2 separate regions of the Mus musculus genome follow, and region 1 is linked to region 2. A link is a loop called in an ENCODE intact Hi-C map of the cell type or tissue named here. Cell type or tissue: heart. All regions are shown on one strand. Each heading gives the region's core, and the rest is flanking DNA. Links, peaks and the distances in the headings are about the cores only.

Region 1 (7,956 bases), core at 1,889-4,388, 370 kb after region 2:
TGAATCTCGCCATGTCTCCTGCCTGAGGCAGAGTTGTGCAGTAAAGGAATCCCAGTGGTGGTGGCTTCCTGCTTGAGGTTTCCTCCTGCGAGGACTAGGTAAACCAGTATAGCCACAGGGACCAGCCCACCCCCGTGTTTTTGAAACAGGTATTTCCTCTAAATTGAGAAGCTGAATCACAATGGAAGCCTAAGGAGCCCTAGACGGGCCATGATACGTGGTGGTTCATGCTTATAATCCCAACAATTGGGAAGCTCATCAGGAGACCGTCTCCTGTTCTGGGGCCAGCCTGGGCTACAGAGATCCAGCCTCATACAAACAAACAAAGAATAATGACACAAAGCCAACAAGGAGGCCTCAGAGGCTGAGGGCTGGCCCTGAGCATGGCTGCTTCCTCCAGCTCTTCCAAACCTTCCCTCCCAAAGCCACACAGCGAGCTTAGGAGTGGACACAATGGTGATGAGGAGAGAAGGCCGGCTGCCCATGGCTCTCCCAACTTGGTCTCCAGGGTGAGGGGCAATGATGAAGGCTGTAAACAGACACTGTCTCATGCAAGTCAAGTCTTCTCTCTCTCTCTCTCTCTCTCTCTCTCTCTCTCTCTCTCTCATTTTTCTGTGTCTCTGTCACTGCCTGTGTCTGTCTCTCTGTGTCTTTATCTCTCTCTTTTTCTCTGTCTCTATTTCTCTCTGTCTCTCTCCCTGTCTCTGTGTCCTTCTTGGTCAGTTTGTCTCTGTCTCTGTTTGTTTCTCTCTCTATGTCTCTCTGTCTCCATTTCTCTCTGACTCTCTTTCTGTTTGTTTGTGTCCTGGTCACTGTCTGTGTCTGTCTCTCTGTGTCTTTCTCTCTCTCTTTCTCTGTCTCTCTTTGTGTCCCTCTCAGTCAGTTTGTCTCTGTCTGTCTCTGTCTCTGTCTCTGTCTCTCTCCCCTACCCACCCAACCACCCAAGAATGAATCTAGGACTTCCCACATACTAGGCAAGTGCTCCACCATTAAAGCTGCATCTTCACACCCCCCCCCTTTTTCCTACACTACCTAAACTGTCCTGAAATTTCAAGCAAGCTCCAGGCAAGCTTTGAAGCTGTCACCCTCTCACCTTAGCCTCTAAGGTATCTGGGAATACAGGCCTGTTCCACCAGGCCCAGCTTCCCTGTCCTCTCTATAGGCAAAGCAGAATGGTTCAAGCTCAGGCAGATCACTGTCTGAGACCAAAACATCCATATAGAAAAGAACCTGGGGTGGCCAGCCATTTCGGCTACAGGCCCACACCTACATGTGAATTACCAACAGGACAATGTAATGAAGTGCAGGCTCCGTCTGTCTGCTTACCCTTAGGATCAGTCCTGTTCACAGAGCATCCATCTTGCCTCCAGAGTCAGCATCTTGACCCAGGTGGACTTAGAGATGCAACCGCCCTCCATGAAGATTTCCAAGCCTGTCTCTGTATCTTTGCATGCTACTCCCCAGCTGTCCATCACCAGGGCAACCGGACTTCTCAGGCAAGGGAGGCAGGTGGGGTGCTGTTGAGTAGAGTGTTGCAGTCCCACACGGATATTTCAGGCTGCCATCCTGGTCATCTCAGCTCTCAGTTCTGCTGCATCACTGGCCGGGGCTGGTTGGCGCTGGACCCACAGCTACATCTCACAGAAGCACCGTGGGCAGGAGAACTGGTCCCTAAATCAGAATCACTTTAGATGACTGTATTCGAGTCATTCCTGGGACCAGATTGATTTCTTAAATGGTGGGATATCTATGGTGCCTTCTCTATAAAGAAAGTCAAGAAACCATGGGCAAAGGGCTGGGGTGATGGCTCAGTCAGTAAATGTGCCTTGCAAGCATGAGGGCCAAATTCGAATCCCTCCAGAACCTGTTCCAGAGAGCCAAGTTGTAGCAGTGCGCATGTGTAATTTCAGTGCTGGGGAGGTGAAGACAGGCAGATTCTGGAGGGTCACTGGCCAGCCAGCCTAGCTCACTAGGTGAGTTCTCGGCCAATGAGAGACCCTGTCTCATGAAAATGAGGTGGATGGCACTTGAGGGACAAAGGCAGTGACCACCCGCTCTATACGCATGCGCATGTCTTGCGCTTGCGCGAGCACACACAAACAAGCGTACACAGAGAAGGGTAGTCTAAGTCACGTTTTCTCAAAGTGCCTCTGTTATTAAAGTTCCTCCCATGGAGGACACACGGACGACAACAACACCTCCTCCTCCTCCTCGTCCTAGTCCTCCTCCTCCTCCTAGTCCTCCTCCTCCTCCTCCTCCTCCTCCTCCTCCCAGGGTCCCAATGACAACGCAAAGTGATTCCACTAACGTTCGCTCTGGGTAAACCAATGACTGGTTAGGATTACTTACAGAGCAAGGAGTGGGGAATTAAGGACAGGAGCATGGGTGACTTTAAAACAGTCACAGGAGAAAGTCTGCACTCAGAAGGGATAGTGGCTCATCCAAAGCTACGAAGACCAAGCCCCCTTCTCTCATCCTTCCCCATGTGTGTCTTCTATTCTCTATCCCCAACATCATTCATAGGCTTGTTGGGCGAATCACAGGTCAATATTGATAACAGACTTAGGGGGGATGGATAGGCAGTATTAAAATATATATTGAGTGCTGGTTAGAGATGACATTCAGTGGTAGAGCAGTTTGCCCACCATGGGTAAAGTCCTGGCTTCAATTCCCAGAGCTGCACTCTTGAGGAAAAGAGACAGACAGACAGACAGACAGACAGATGCACGCATGGACTAGAATTTGGTACTTATTCATCAAGACATCCACAGTGGAATGTGAATACACAGTCCCACGAAGGTAGAGAAGCCAACGTGGGCAACTCTTCTCTGGACTGAGAAAGATTAAGTCCCTTAACTGCTGTTTCAACCGAGTTCCCAGTTGGTGCTCCCACAGATGACCACTAGAGGGAGTCTCTCTCTTTCTCCCCGTACACAGCTCCTCAGGAAATTCATCTCAGTTCTTAGTAACCCGGGTGGCTCTCTCTCCGGTCTCTCTCCAAGTGTTTACCACGAAGCATGGTCACATTGATTCACACCAACGTTCTGGAGGACACCCACGTGATACAGTCTAGGAGTCTTGTTCCGGTTCGATTTCTCTGCCAGTTAGCACTTGGGAGGCAGAGGCAGGCAGATTTCTGAGTTCGAGGCCAGCCTGGTCTACAGAGTGAGTTCCAGGACAGCTAGGGCTATACAGAGAAACCCTGTCAAGGGAAAAACAAAAACAAAAACAAACAACAACAACAAAACAAAACAAACAAACAAAAAAAAGAATTCAAAGACAGGAAAATTCTGCGGCGCAACAGGTAGCAAAAGAGAAACCTCAAGCACTGAAGACCCAGAGGCTGGAGAAAGGCATTTATTGAGGGGGGAGAAAGCACAGGTGACGACTGAGAAAAAGACCCTCTGAGAAGCCAACGGAGCGGGGGTGGTGGAGGCGCCAGGGGGACGACTCGAAAATCCAGAAGCCCAGTCTCGTCCTGAGGGCTGGGGTTTTAAAAGCTCCGGAGAATTTTCCCCTCCCACCTTACAGTTGGTCAATTTGAAGACAGACAAGATGGTTGCTTGGTCAGCAACTATTGTGTTCCTATGTTCTGATCCAGTCTTGAACTTGCTGAGCCAGTCCGTCAGCAGGGGACCTGTTGGTGGGATACAAAAGCTGCCTGGTTTTTTGTGTCAAGTAAGGAGGCTGAGGAAGGATTACGTCTTGGGAACTTCTCCATCTTTATTTCCTACTACTCTCTCCCCATCTTTCTGCCTAACAGGGAGTCTGTCTAACTCTTGGTCTCTCACGCGGAATCAGGCAGATTAGATGACTCCTTTACAGAGTACAGTCTACAGTGAGGGTGCCGGATCAGCACTGCCTCAGCTAGGTAAACAAAATTAATAACGTCATAACAGGAAATGCTATAGGTGAGGGCCATGTGGGATCAGTTGCTGTGATGTTCTGATGTCAGATGTGAACGGTAGCTCACACAGGATGATTGGCAGCTTCGAAGGAGCCTTGAGTCGAAACATAAACTGAAGCTCCGTCCCCTGAGGCTCCATCTCCTTGACATCTCTCTTGATGTAGAAAGAAGAGGAGAAACCAATGCAAAAGACCAAGGGTGTCTGTGGGAATAAGAACACAGGGGTGACGACCCCCCACCTTTCCTCCTTACATCTGCAAAATGGGTATGGGAATACTCTCTATAAACTGTACTCTTTAAAGAAGTCATTTAATCTGCTTGGTTCTGTGTGAGAGACTAGGAGTTAGACAGACTCCCTGTTAGGCAGAAAGATGGGGAGAGAGTAGTAGGAAATAAATGAGATGAAACAGAGTTGGCACTGAGAATAGTGTATAGCAATGACCAGAAACTTGGAGCAGCTAAATTACCCTTCTTGCAGCTAGAGAGATGGTTTAGTTGTTAAGAGCATTGGCTGTTCTAGAAGACTTGGGTTCCATTCCCAGCATGCACATGGCTGCTCACAACCATCTGGAACTCTAGCTCTATGGTGCCCTCTTCTGGCCTCTGTGAGTACCACACTCATGTAGTACACATACACACACACACACACACACACACACACACACACACACACACACAAAACACCTATACACATAAAATAAAAAATAAATGTATAAATACTTGTCCTCAAGTCTCCTCTCCCTCAAGGACACATGTCGAGGTTCTGGAAACAACGCAGCAGTAGAGGGGACATGCCATGTTCCCGAAGGCACCTCTGGAGGCCCTTCTAGGGAGCAGACCTGTGTGCTCAAGGCTCTGTACCCCTCACTGCCTCACACAGTGCTGCCCTTCTCTGCAGAAATAAGACATTGGGACTAGAGAGGAGTTGGTGGGAGGTGGGCAGGGCTCAGTAGTGGGTGGACAGTCTTGTGTCCAACAGCATCCTCCCCACCTCTCTAGGACCCTGAGCACATCTCAGTTTCCTCATCGGCAGAAGCAGAAGCTCAGAAAGTGCTTAGAAGAGTGAGTGGAGACTCAGGCAGGTGATGTTGAAGTGCCTTGTCCACAGTTAAGTCCTTAGACTGTAGGCTAACAACACTTTTCCTTTAGCACATAAAGTATTTGGAAGCACTAAAAGAGACGCAACGTGACAGGCACTGTTAGCCCTGCTGGGAGAGTTTAACTGGGTGCTGTTCACTGTGGAGAACGACTGGGCAGTAAACCATGAGGCTGCATTTTTGTAGCTTCCTTGGTCTGACAATTCCACTCTGAAATCAATGTAACAGAGGGACACCTCCCTTCTTCGTTGTATTGGATTTACTCAGGGATGGACAGTCCGTGGAGATCCGTGTACTGTGGTATTGAGTGATGAATGTAGCTGAAGCAAGGGGATCTTTTTTAAAGGCAAACTGAGAAAAAGTGTATGTTAATTTTTTTAACATAAGAGCTCTTATAGATTCATAAGAATCTGCCCCGGAAGAGAGCCTGTCAAACAGGCAGACAGTAGATGAAGGACGTGATCCAGGGACGTGGCTCCTCACTGCTGGACTATTTGCTATAATTCAGGGGGCAGGAGGGAGGGTGAGTCACTATCTTCAGTTGTATATCCACTGGTGACACACACACACACCCAAGGCTCCAGTGGGTAGCTCCAATCCAGTGCTTGCACCGAAGCCCCTGATAAAACTAAATGAGTCACAAAACCAAAGCAAAACATGAATCTGGGAAAGGATCTAGCAGGGATGTGGGGTTGGGAGTAGAGGGAGTAAGGATGGAAGGAGGAAAAGAAGGGCGGCGTACCCACACAAGTGTTTCCTGCACGGTCTACAGTGCCCTTTGGGCAATTTTAGTGTCCTAGTGCAATCCTGTGGGGGTAGTTCTGTCAGCAGGCTTATGGGCACGAGACTCCATCCTTGTCATCATTGTGACAGCACACTGCAGGAACAATGGGTTCATGGTTGCAGAGCCTTAGTTCTAGGCATGGTGGCACTGCCTGTGGCAGGAGAGTCTGGGGAAAGCCCATAGTCACAGAGAGTAAGGAGAAAGGCCCTCACAGTGGACCTGCTCACAGGAACGAGGAGGCAGAGGCGTGCCATTCTGCGCGCTCTCTCGCTCCACCCCCACCCCCACCCCCGTTATTCTGTCTGGATCTCCAGACCACAGAATCTTGCCATTCACCTTCAGTTAACCCCCTTTAAGACCTGCAGAGACGCACCTCTGGTCTCCTGGGTGATTCTAAATCTGGTCAAGTTGACAGCGAAGATTCACCATACAGTGCCCTCCTGGCCTGCTTATCTGTTTATTTGGTTAAGGCATGACAGTTTGACCAATACTCTAGTGAAACTCTCACAAGCACACAAGAGATGGGCATAAGGAAATGTTAATTGAAGTATTTATTCACGGTGCCCCAAACTTGCAATGGTCCACATGGTCACAGGCAGAAGTCTGGGCCAGAAGCTTGTAATGTGTAAGGTCACTGGAGGACCCTGCAGAGGGCAGGTTCAGAGGGACTGTAACTGTCCTCTGTGTCACTTTGAGTAAGGCTCTCAAAGCAGATACTGAATGACACACACAGGTAAGCTTCAGAAGGCTAGATGGGTGTAGTGACATAACAGTGGACAAGTATGTATCCTAACATAAGTGTGTAAAGGTAGCATGAGTGAGAAATGTCCCCATAGGTTTACGTATTAGAACACTTGCTCTCTGGCTAGTCGTGCTGTTTGGGAAGGTTAGAGAATCTTTAAAAGGTGATCCTTGCTGGAAGATGTACGTCACAGTAGGCGGGCTTTGGGAGCTCATAGCCCCGCCCACTTCCGGTTCTCTTACTCTGTGCTTTAACCACGACACAGACACATAAAAAAAAAATACATGATCTTATACATGATATGGAGACAATGCATATAGTCACAGTGTAAGCACGTGCCTGGGGATTAGCATGTCCAGAGAGACGGATGAAAGAAAGGACTGAGAAAGGTTACCAAGGGGACTTCAGTCGCGTCTAAGATCTTGTCTTCTTTTGGATATATGTATAGGTATTTGCATGTGCACACGCATTCTATGGCACATGCACATGGAAATCAGATGGCAGCCTCTGGGAATAGGTTCTCTCCTTCTACCATGTGGGTCCTAGAGTTGAACTCAGGTCATCAGGCTGGGCTGCAAGTGCCTTTACCCACTGAGCCATCCCTGTCATTAGTTACATTAGAAGGCACAGCCCCCATTCAAACCCTTATCCCTGCAGTGTCGTCATTCATGCTGACGCTTGCTCTACTCCTCCCATAGTTGAAATCACACATAAAATTTTAAGGTCTCTGATATTTCATGAACTTTATTCTGAGACCCTAGGGCTTACTGTCTTCAATCGCCTTTTATTTAACTACCTAAGCTCATTTGCCCATGGCCGGGCTTCTAGCCCTCTAGCCCTGCTTTAGCAGCTCAGTGAGACACCCCAGGCAGTGAGTTCACTGGCCTGGCACCCTGCAGTGCCCACCCCATGGTTGCTCTGAGCTCCTTCCTTTCTTCTCTGATCATCTGATCCGAAGTCAAGAGCCCTTGACATTCTCCTCCTGACTTCCTGGAGAGGTTTCAAGTGCTACAGAAGGACCAGGGCAACATTGTTTTTCTCACCAGGTGACTGTCCTCAATAACAGGTACCAGGAAGCCTGAGGACACTTATCCAGAATCAAAGCTTTCCCAGGAACTGTCACCAAGCCTAAGCCAGAAAGCTGGGGACACTGTCCACTCCTACCTCCCATCAGGGCTACTCACGGGGTTCCTGGAGTGTCTGGAGGGCCAACAGTAGTGCACCTGAAGTGACTGCCCAAAATTTACTTTAAAAGACACTTAATAAAAATATACAATCAGTTTAGCCTTGGAATCTCAAGAGAAACCAAAACCAGCCCTTGTTTTTCTCCATCAGAGTCTTCCACACACACAGCTCACCTCTGCCTCCCAGCCTCTTCTAACACTAAGAGAACTGATGTGGGATTCAGGGAAGACTAGACATGAAG
Region 2 (7,956 bases), core at 3,489-5,988:
CCCCAGACAGCCCATCCCTAGGTGCCTACAGCTAGCTTCTCACAGCTCGGAAATCCAAGAGCCGAGCAAAGGATGAGAAAGTAAAGGAGCAGAGATCTTCCCTCCCCAGGTGGGCCCCTCCCTCCCCCTCCCTCCCCCACCCGGAGGTTCTTTGGGGTCTGGTTTGTGCTGTGTCTTCCTTAGAACTCAAGGCATAAGCTTTCATCTTGGTCCTCTGTTTAGTGGTAAAGATCAAAGCGTTCACCTGCAGGCCTTGCTCTCCCTACTCACAGGTTCAAATCCCAGATGAAAGACCCCAAGAAACATAACAAAGGTCTTGGTCATTGTCTAGGGGCTTGCAGAATTCGCTCTCCAGGATGAACAAAGAATTGAACACCAGAGAAAGACAGAAGACCAAGCACCGGAAAGAAAGCAAAACCTTTTTCCCTTTGGGGTGTGGGAGAGCCCTTAGGCTGGAATGGTGGTAAATGGACTCCAGCGTGGGTATTTTATAGGGCCCCTGAGTCTCCCTTTCCTCCATTCATTCTGTCTAAATAGCCACCACCTTTACCCTAGCAATGTCATCCAGGATAAGAAGCCCATGCCGGGGAGCCCATTTTTACTTCCCTTATCTACCTATGACCTTCTAACACTCATTCCGATTTCCTCCATGGTGATATTCTGGAGGGGTTATTCTCCCGATCCCCTTTCCCTGTAATCCTTCAGCTTTCCTGGTGCTGCCCCCTTGCAGGCTGATCCTAGAGTGTCATAGGCGGCAAGGTCAGCTCACGTGCTCCATCCAGGGAAGCTCTAATCGAACCTCAGCTTCTCAGTTACAGTCCACGCCACCAGGAGCCCCCACGGATACAGAAATCAACACAATCGCCTCCAACACGTGGCGTGAATGAGGCTCCATGGCTGTGCTAATGTTTCGGAAAGCCGAAGGAAGTTTGGGTCTGGGGGAAGGTATATGTGCAAGGAGAGCGAGCGAGCGCGGGAGCCTGAGATAGGATGCAAGTCAAATATGTAAGGATCCCTAGGGTGCATATTTTCATCTCAATCACTAAGGAAAAAATTGGCTTGGACTCCTGGCAGGCACTTCTCCCTGCTTCCCAGGCATGTGAAGATTGAAAGCTTGCAGGGAGCAGACCGCCAGTGGTGTCTTGCGCCGGGTGCAGACAGACATCAAAGTTAATCCGCTCTCTGATCTAAGCAAAATGGTGGCGAGAGTTTCCTGGGACAGCAGCTCCACTAATTGTGGCACTGCAGCCCGGCGGATGTATTTTTAGAACACTGTGAATCCCCAAGAAGTGCGGTTACTGGCTGTGGGGAGAACAGGCTGGATGCTCGCGGTTTGTTACTGAGTGGTCTCGTGCAGGCTCCGCTGCCGACCTAGTGCTGTGGAGGGCTGGAGCAGTTAAGAGAGGCTTTTCGGTGATAGGGTACTAAGATACCCTGCAAATATTTCCAGTTTAGACTACTCACTCCTTGAGGGTTTGTTGTTGTTGTTGTTGTTTTGTTTTTGTTTTTGTTTTTTGTCTGCCCTTTCTGCAAAGATCTTTCCAGATATCTACCCTTGGCTTAGTTCCTTGTATACTAGCGTTTCTCAACTTGTGGGTCAGGACCCCTTTGTGATTCTTGAATGACCTTTTCATGGGGCAGGTGGGGGGATGTCGATTAACACCATCGTAAAAGACAGATCTCTACATTCATTACAGTAACAAAAATTTCACTTACGAGTTAGCTACACGAATACTTTTATGGTTGAGGATCACCACAACTGTATCACATGGTTGCAGTTTTAGATAGGTTGAGAACCACGGGTCTATACTGTGCCACCCTAACCACCCAGTTTCACCCTGTGTCTGCGACCCAGGCTTTCTACAGAATACAGTCTTGCCTACCTGATAGAAAGCTTCCAGTTTGAGACCACCTCAGTTCGCTCCTCACCACCTCTGTCCCTGACATGGTTTGTGACATTATCCCTCTCTGGCTTCCTGGCTGATCTTATATATGCCATTTCTAAGTGATATCCATCACTAAGCCATTTCACTCCGAGGATGGCTGTATTAGTCCATTTTCTTTTACTATATCAAAAAACCCCGAGCTGTCAACCTTAGAAAGGAAGGTGTTTATCGTCATTTTGGAGGCTGAGAGCCTAAGATTAGGAAAAAAAATGACTAATTTGTCTCCTGATGAAGGCAGCAATGGCAAGAGAGCATATGAAAGGATCATGTGACAGCCAGAAGCCAGAACGTGGGGAGAGGCCAGTTCTTGCTCTTCTCGAGCAACCTAATCTTGCAACAGTTACACCCTTCTCTCAAAAATGAATTCTTCCTTCCTAAATTCCTACTTGGATCATCTGTGTCTCAAAATTTACCACTGAAAAACCAAAACCAGTTTGGACTCCCTTTAAAGGTGATATCCTCTGTGTTCTAATTAGTCTAATACCCCCCCCCGGCCCCCCTGCAGCTCCACCTCTTAAAGGTTCCATCACCTTCCAACATGGCAATGCGAAGGAGCTGCCCCTCTCAGAAGCCTGCGATCCCACCTTGCTATATCCGAGCACCTCTGAGGAGCAAAATAACAGTTCTCCCCTGGGTTAGATGTGCTGACCCTGTGGCCATAACCAAGTCAGCAAGGAAGATGGGCCCAGAACACTGCCAAAACCCAAAAGACAAAGCTTGTCACCTCTTCCCCAGACAGTGATGGGCGGACCTAATTGGAGTCTGCCTCTGGGATTTCACCTCGAAAGCTGAAAGCCAGGGTGGGTGGGGGAGGGGCAGGAGCTGATGCAGGCTTCCAGAGAGGTGTGGATGGGAGTCAGAGCAAGCTGGGAAGCAAAAGCTGTCACGGAGCAGACTAGATGGTGAGGAAAGACCTGGGAATAGCAAACAGCGGTGGAGAACTGAGGAGAATTAGACCAAAGACCCACAAATCCCTCCTGCTGAGGAGGAACAAGATACCTTAAGCCCCCAGACTACTGCCTGGGATTCAAGTATTTGTTCACTCATTATTTGTGTTGTGCACCCACCGTATGCCAGGAGCTTCCAGCGTTGAACAGGCGCTGTGCAGTCATCACGGAATGGGCCCTTCTTGCTAGGGAAGCAACTAAAGACAGATATTTTTACCTTTATTAAAATGTTTACCTATGGTTATTTAGGCGGATGTAGGTGGGTCTGTGTGGGTTTATGTGCACCCCATGCACATAAATGCCTGTGGATGTAAGAAGAGGGCATCAGATACCCTGGACCTGGAGTGACAGGTCGTTGTGACTTGCCTGATGTGGGTGCTAAGAACCAAGGCCAGGTCCATCCAGTCCTTGCAGGTTCGTTTTAATTTAGTGTGTGTGTGTATATATGTGTGTATGTGTGTATATATATATATATATACACACACATATATATATATATACATATATATGTGTGTATGTGTGTATATATATATGTATATATATATATATATATATATATATATATATATATATATACACACACACATACACACACACACACGCGCGCGCGTACCATGGCATGCATATGGAGGTCAGAAGACAACCTGTGGGAGTCTGTTCTCTCCTTTTACCAAATGGGTTCTGGGGATCAAATTCAGATTGTGATTCTTGGTGGCACATATCGTTACCCAGTGAGCCATCTAACCATCCTATACATACATACATACATACATACATACATACATACATACATACATACGTTTTTGTTTTTCAGACGGTCTCTCTACATAGCCCTGGATGGCCTGAAACTCACTATGTAGACCAGGCTGTCATCAAACTCAGAGATTCACTTGCCTCAACCTGCAGAGTGCCAGGATGCACTGCTATACCTCTTGAAAACAGCTATTTTTCAAGGGAAATGATAAGAGCCGTAAGATCTAGGAAGAAGATTGAACAGGTGATGAGAATCTGATATAGGTTAAGAGTTGAATGAGGAGGAGGGAGTCCTGTGGAGAGCAGTCCAGGTGGGGAGACCACAGTGCAGACACTGGGCTGTGACCTGTGGGGAGAGCATGAGTGCAGACACTGGGCTGTGACCTGTGGGGAGAGCATGAGTGCAGACACTGGGCTGTGACTTGTTTGCTCCTTATGAATCCCTTCTCCCCAAAGAAGGTGGAAGAGACCAGAGAGGAAGTTAGGATATCTGGCAGCTGGGGCTACACATCACACAGTGGCCTTCACAGAGCATGTGAGGGGTTTCCGGAGTAGAGTACACAGCCTTCAACCCCATCTTCCTGGGAGGTCCAATCTTTCTGAAGTTCTTAATCCCCCCAGAGTCCTTTCTTCCCATCCGTAAGTCCAAGTGCTGTTTCCCACAAAGCCCCTTCACTCGAAAGGGCAGGAATGAGTTTTGATTCCTGACAATGAGAAGAGCTTATCCCAAAGCCACAGCAATTCGGAGTGACAGCCTTCTGGCCTTTGCTTTCTTGGCCTCATTCCACCCTCCCTTCTAGCAGCCTTCAGCTTCTGCAGGTGCCTCTGGTGCTCACTCAATTCTTCCCCACCCCCACTGCATGATGGCTTTCCCTTAAGAGCCTCTGTCACCTCACCATCCTGTCAAGCCATTCTTAGCCACCCCCTTTCTGTAATAGCTTGAAGACCACCTCTCCCCTAAAACCAATTCCCAATGTCTGTGGCTTCATATCTACTCCAAACTGACTGCTGAAAAATTAAAACCATGCCGGGTGGTGGTGGCGCGTGCCTTTAATCCCAGCACTTGAGACATAGAGGCAGGCAGATTTCTGAGTTCGAGGCCAGCCTGGTCTACAAAGTGAGTTCCAGGACAGTCAGGGCTACACAGAGAAACCCTGTCTCGAAAAACAAAACAAAACAAAACAAAACAAATTAAAACCATTGTTATCTTTTGCCATTCTATGGCTGGTTGGGAAGACCTTTTAACATTAGTTCTACATTTACTTAGTGTTCATGTGCAGTAGGGGGCATATTCATCATGGCATGGTACTTGGCACCATACCATGTGGGAATCAGAGGGCAGCTCTTGTAGTTATAGTTCTCTTCTTCATTATCTGGGTCCTAGGAATCAAACTCAGTCCATTGGCTTTGGCAGCAAGCACCTTTACCTGTTGAGCAATCCCTCCACCCCTGGCTGAGGACTCTGATCAATTCATGGTATGATTGAACTTCCCGTCAAGCTCACCCCACAGCTGACTGTTGGTTTTCACCTGCCGTGCCCGAGTGTCACTGTCAGATGGCAGCTTTCGTGGTGGCTTGCTTGTGAAAGGGAGCAGCCCAGGGGATCAGGAGACTGATGGGTTGGCATTGCAGATCGCCCCCAGTCAGTTCAACTGGCTACCACAAAGACCAGCTGCCAGGGGCTAGGGGCAGAACAGCTCTGAATGGAAGCAGAGACCCAGCATTTCCAGCTCTCTTCAACCTATCACAGCTTTTGCCATGATTTCCCACACGCCAACTATAGCCCAGGTCACCTCTTAAGCACCTCCATAGTTTGCATACTGAAGTTGAAGCCTCTGATGAGATACTACAGCAACCCATGCGTCCCGTTCGCTGGCTACAGGAGGTGTGCTGTTTAGATAGCTAGGCTTTTGTTTTTTCCAACTTGACATAAGCTAGGGACATCTGGGAAGAGGGAACTTCAGCTGACAAAAACGCCTCCATAAAAGCCAGCCTCTAGGCAATAATTGATATGGGAGGGCCCAATCTCATGCGAGTGGTGGTGCTCGTCCACAGCCTCGGTTTCAGTTCCTGGCCCCAAGCTCCTGCCTGGAGTTGCTGCTCTGACTTCCATTCGTGATAGACTGTAAACTGTAAGATAAAATAACAAGCCACTCTCTCCCCTAGTGGCCTTTGGTGACGGTGTTTATCACATCAACAGAAAGCACACTAGGACAGTAGCAATGAACAGTAGTGAGGCTGCTCTACAATGTACATCATAACATCTGTTACAGAGAATCTCTACCCGGACGGGATTGACATCCCCATTGTACAGAAAGGGAAACAGAGGCACAGAGAGATTAAGCCTTGCCTATGGTTATTTAGTAAGTGCATGTGTTCTTACTCGGTCTCTTCCTCTGCTGCAATACCACAAACTTGGCACAGATCACAGACAGAGCAGGTTAAACAATGGACATTCATCTTCAGAGTTGCAGAGGCTGGGAAGTTAAAGATCAGGGTGAGGGAGAGCCCAGATCTGGTGAGGGCTCCATTCCTGGCATGCTGATTTCTTTTCATAGCCTCATATGAGAGAAGTGGGATGAAGAAGTCTAGTGTGTAACTCTCTTTGTCTCTCTCTGTCTGTCTCTGTCTCTCTCTCTCTCTGTCTTTCTCTCTTTCTCCTCTCCCTCTGTATATGTGTGTGCACACGCTATGTTTTAAAAGTACTGCCAATCATAAGAGCTCCACCCTCATGACCTAATTAATGATCTCTTACAGATCTCACCTCCTCAGGACCACGTACTAGAGATTAGGTGTCCTAGTTGGATTTCTATGTTGTGATAACCATCATGGCCCAAAGCAATTTGGGGAAGAAAGGATTCTTTTGACCCTGAGCACAGCCCACCATGAAGGAAGGCAGGGCAAGAGGTCCAGGTGGGCATTTGGAGGTAGAGGCTGAAGCAGAGACCATGGAAGGACAATGCTTACTGACTTGATCTCTGTGGCTTGCTCAGTTTACTCCTTTTATACAACCTAGGACCACGTGCCCAGGGGTGACACTGCCTACAATGTGCCCGGCTCTCTCACATCAACCACTAATTGTGAAAATGCTCCCTCCCATAGACTTGCCTGTAATGAAGTCGGATGGAGGCATTTCTCGATTTGAGGTTCCCTCCCCCAGATGACCCTGGCTTGTATGAAGCTGACAAAAACCTGAACCAGCACGTGAGGACTTCAACATAAAATAAGATGAGGGTGGTACAGGGACACAGCAGGCAATGAGGCAAAGTCACACTATTCTGGTTTACTGAAGTGTCCCTGGGAAGGGCAGGAAGAGAGAAAGCAGTACCGGAGGCGAGTGATGTTAGGGAAGCAACACCAACTGCTCCAAGAAGGGACAATGGGCGGTCCCCTACCCGCAGTTCCAGCCCCGAGGCCCTTAGCAGCCCTCTAAACAGAGAGCAGCATAAGTAGGGGCTTAGCAGGGAGCAGGAGTATTATTGGATCCGAGAGACTGATGTAAAAGTTCCCTCCCAAATTCCAATTTCCTATCTGCCAAGATAAGTGATAGAGGCTCACAGTTGAGCAGCACACCCGCTCGGGCCAGTGCCCCTCTACTCAAGAGTTTCTGGATTGCTTCCTCCCAGCTAGAATGTGGATTTCCTCACTGTCAGGAGCCGCGGCCATATTCCTGCTCAGTGAGAGCCTACTTGGAAAAGATTCCATTTTTATCCTGGAGCATCAATCTGTGTTCAGCAGGCTGCTCTCTACAGAGAAGCAGACCTGAAGTGGACACTTCATATCCAAGGAGAAGACAAATCCGATTCCAGCATGTGCTACATTGAATAATAACCTTTAACACCTCTGTCCTTTATGCACATAAAGACATGGTTGCCCGAAAGCCTGGGGGAAGAAAAAAAAGGAAAACAAAAGGAAAGGGGAAAAAAGGCTATATTAATGGCTACAGTCAGCAAAAAGTAGACACAGAGACTGTTCCCCATTGTCACCAGTAGCCTTCACAGTCTTAGGACTGTCTCCAACCTTACTGTATCCATCATGTCCTTGAAGGATATCTGTGAAAGGTAGCTCCATGCTTGGATGTTAATGGGCAAGCGAGCAAGCGTGCCTTTGACATTTCAAGGACACAGTTATGCAGCCCCTGTGCACCCTGGACGTTAGCAAAATGTTTTCCTGCTCAGCCAGCTTTCTTAACCCTTCAGGGTCAATTCTTGCTTGTGCCATGTCCACTCCTCAGTCCCAGGGAGGCTAAAATGGTCCATCAGCTTTTCCGAAACACTACCTTAACTTGGGAATTCGGAAACTAGAGAACC

The links. Peaks named below come from ENCODE experiments on the same cell type or tissue, not always from the same donor. Only the 100,000 strongest peaks of a DNase experiment are listed, where the experiment ranks them.
Region 1: a loop joins it to region 2, with 2.1 times the contacts of the local background. A loop is called at or near these places in 2 of 42 quality-filtered maps.

The regions. Positions count from the first base shown.
Region 1 is chr5:52,882,248-52,890,203 of GRCm38, reverse strand. It overlaps Gm30241 (a long non-coding RNA gene), which reads right to left and starts at 5,396. Exons shown (of 3, transcript XR_376955.4): 1 at 4,628-5,396; 2 at 3,974-4,109; 3 at 3,342-3,637. In heart, for the core only: a CTCF peak has its summit at 2,892 (motif pointing right); no DNase peak of the experiment used is centred there.
Region 2 is chr5:53,251,507-53,259,462 of GRCm38, reverse strand. No RefSeq gene overlaps it. Among named protein-coding and RNA genes, the nearest start is that of Gm30519, 8.6 kb to the right of the region's middle. In heart, for the core only: no CTCF peak of the experiment used is centred there; no DNase peak of the experiment used is centred there; H3K27ac peaks cover 441 bases.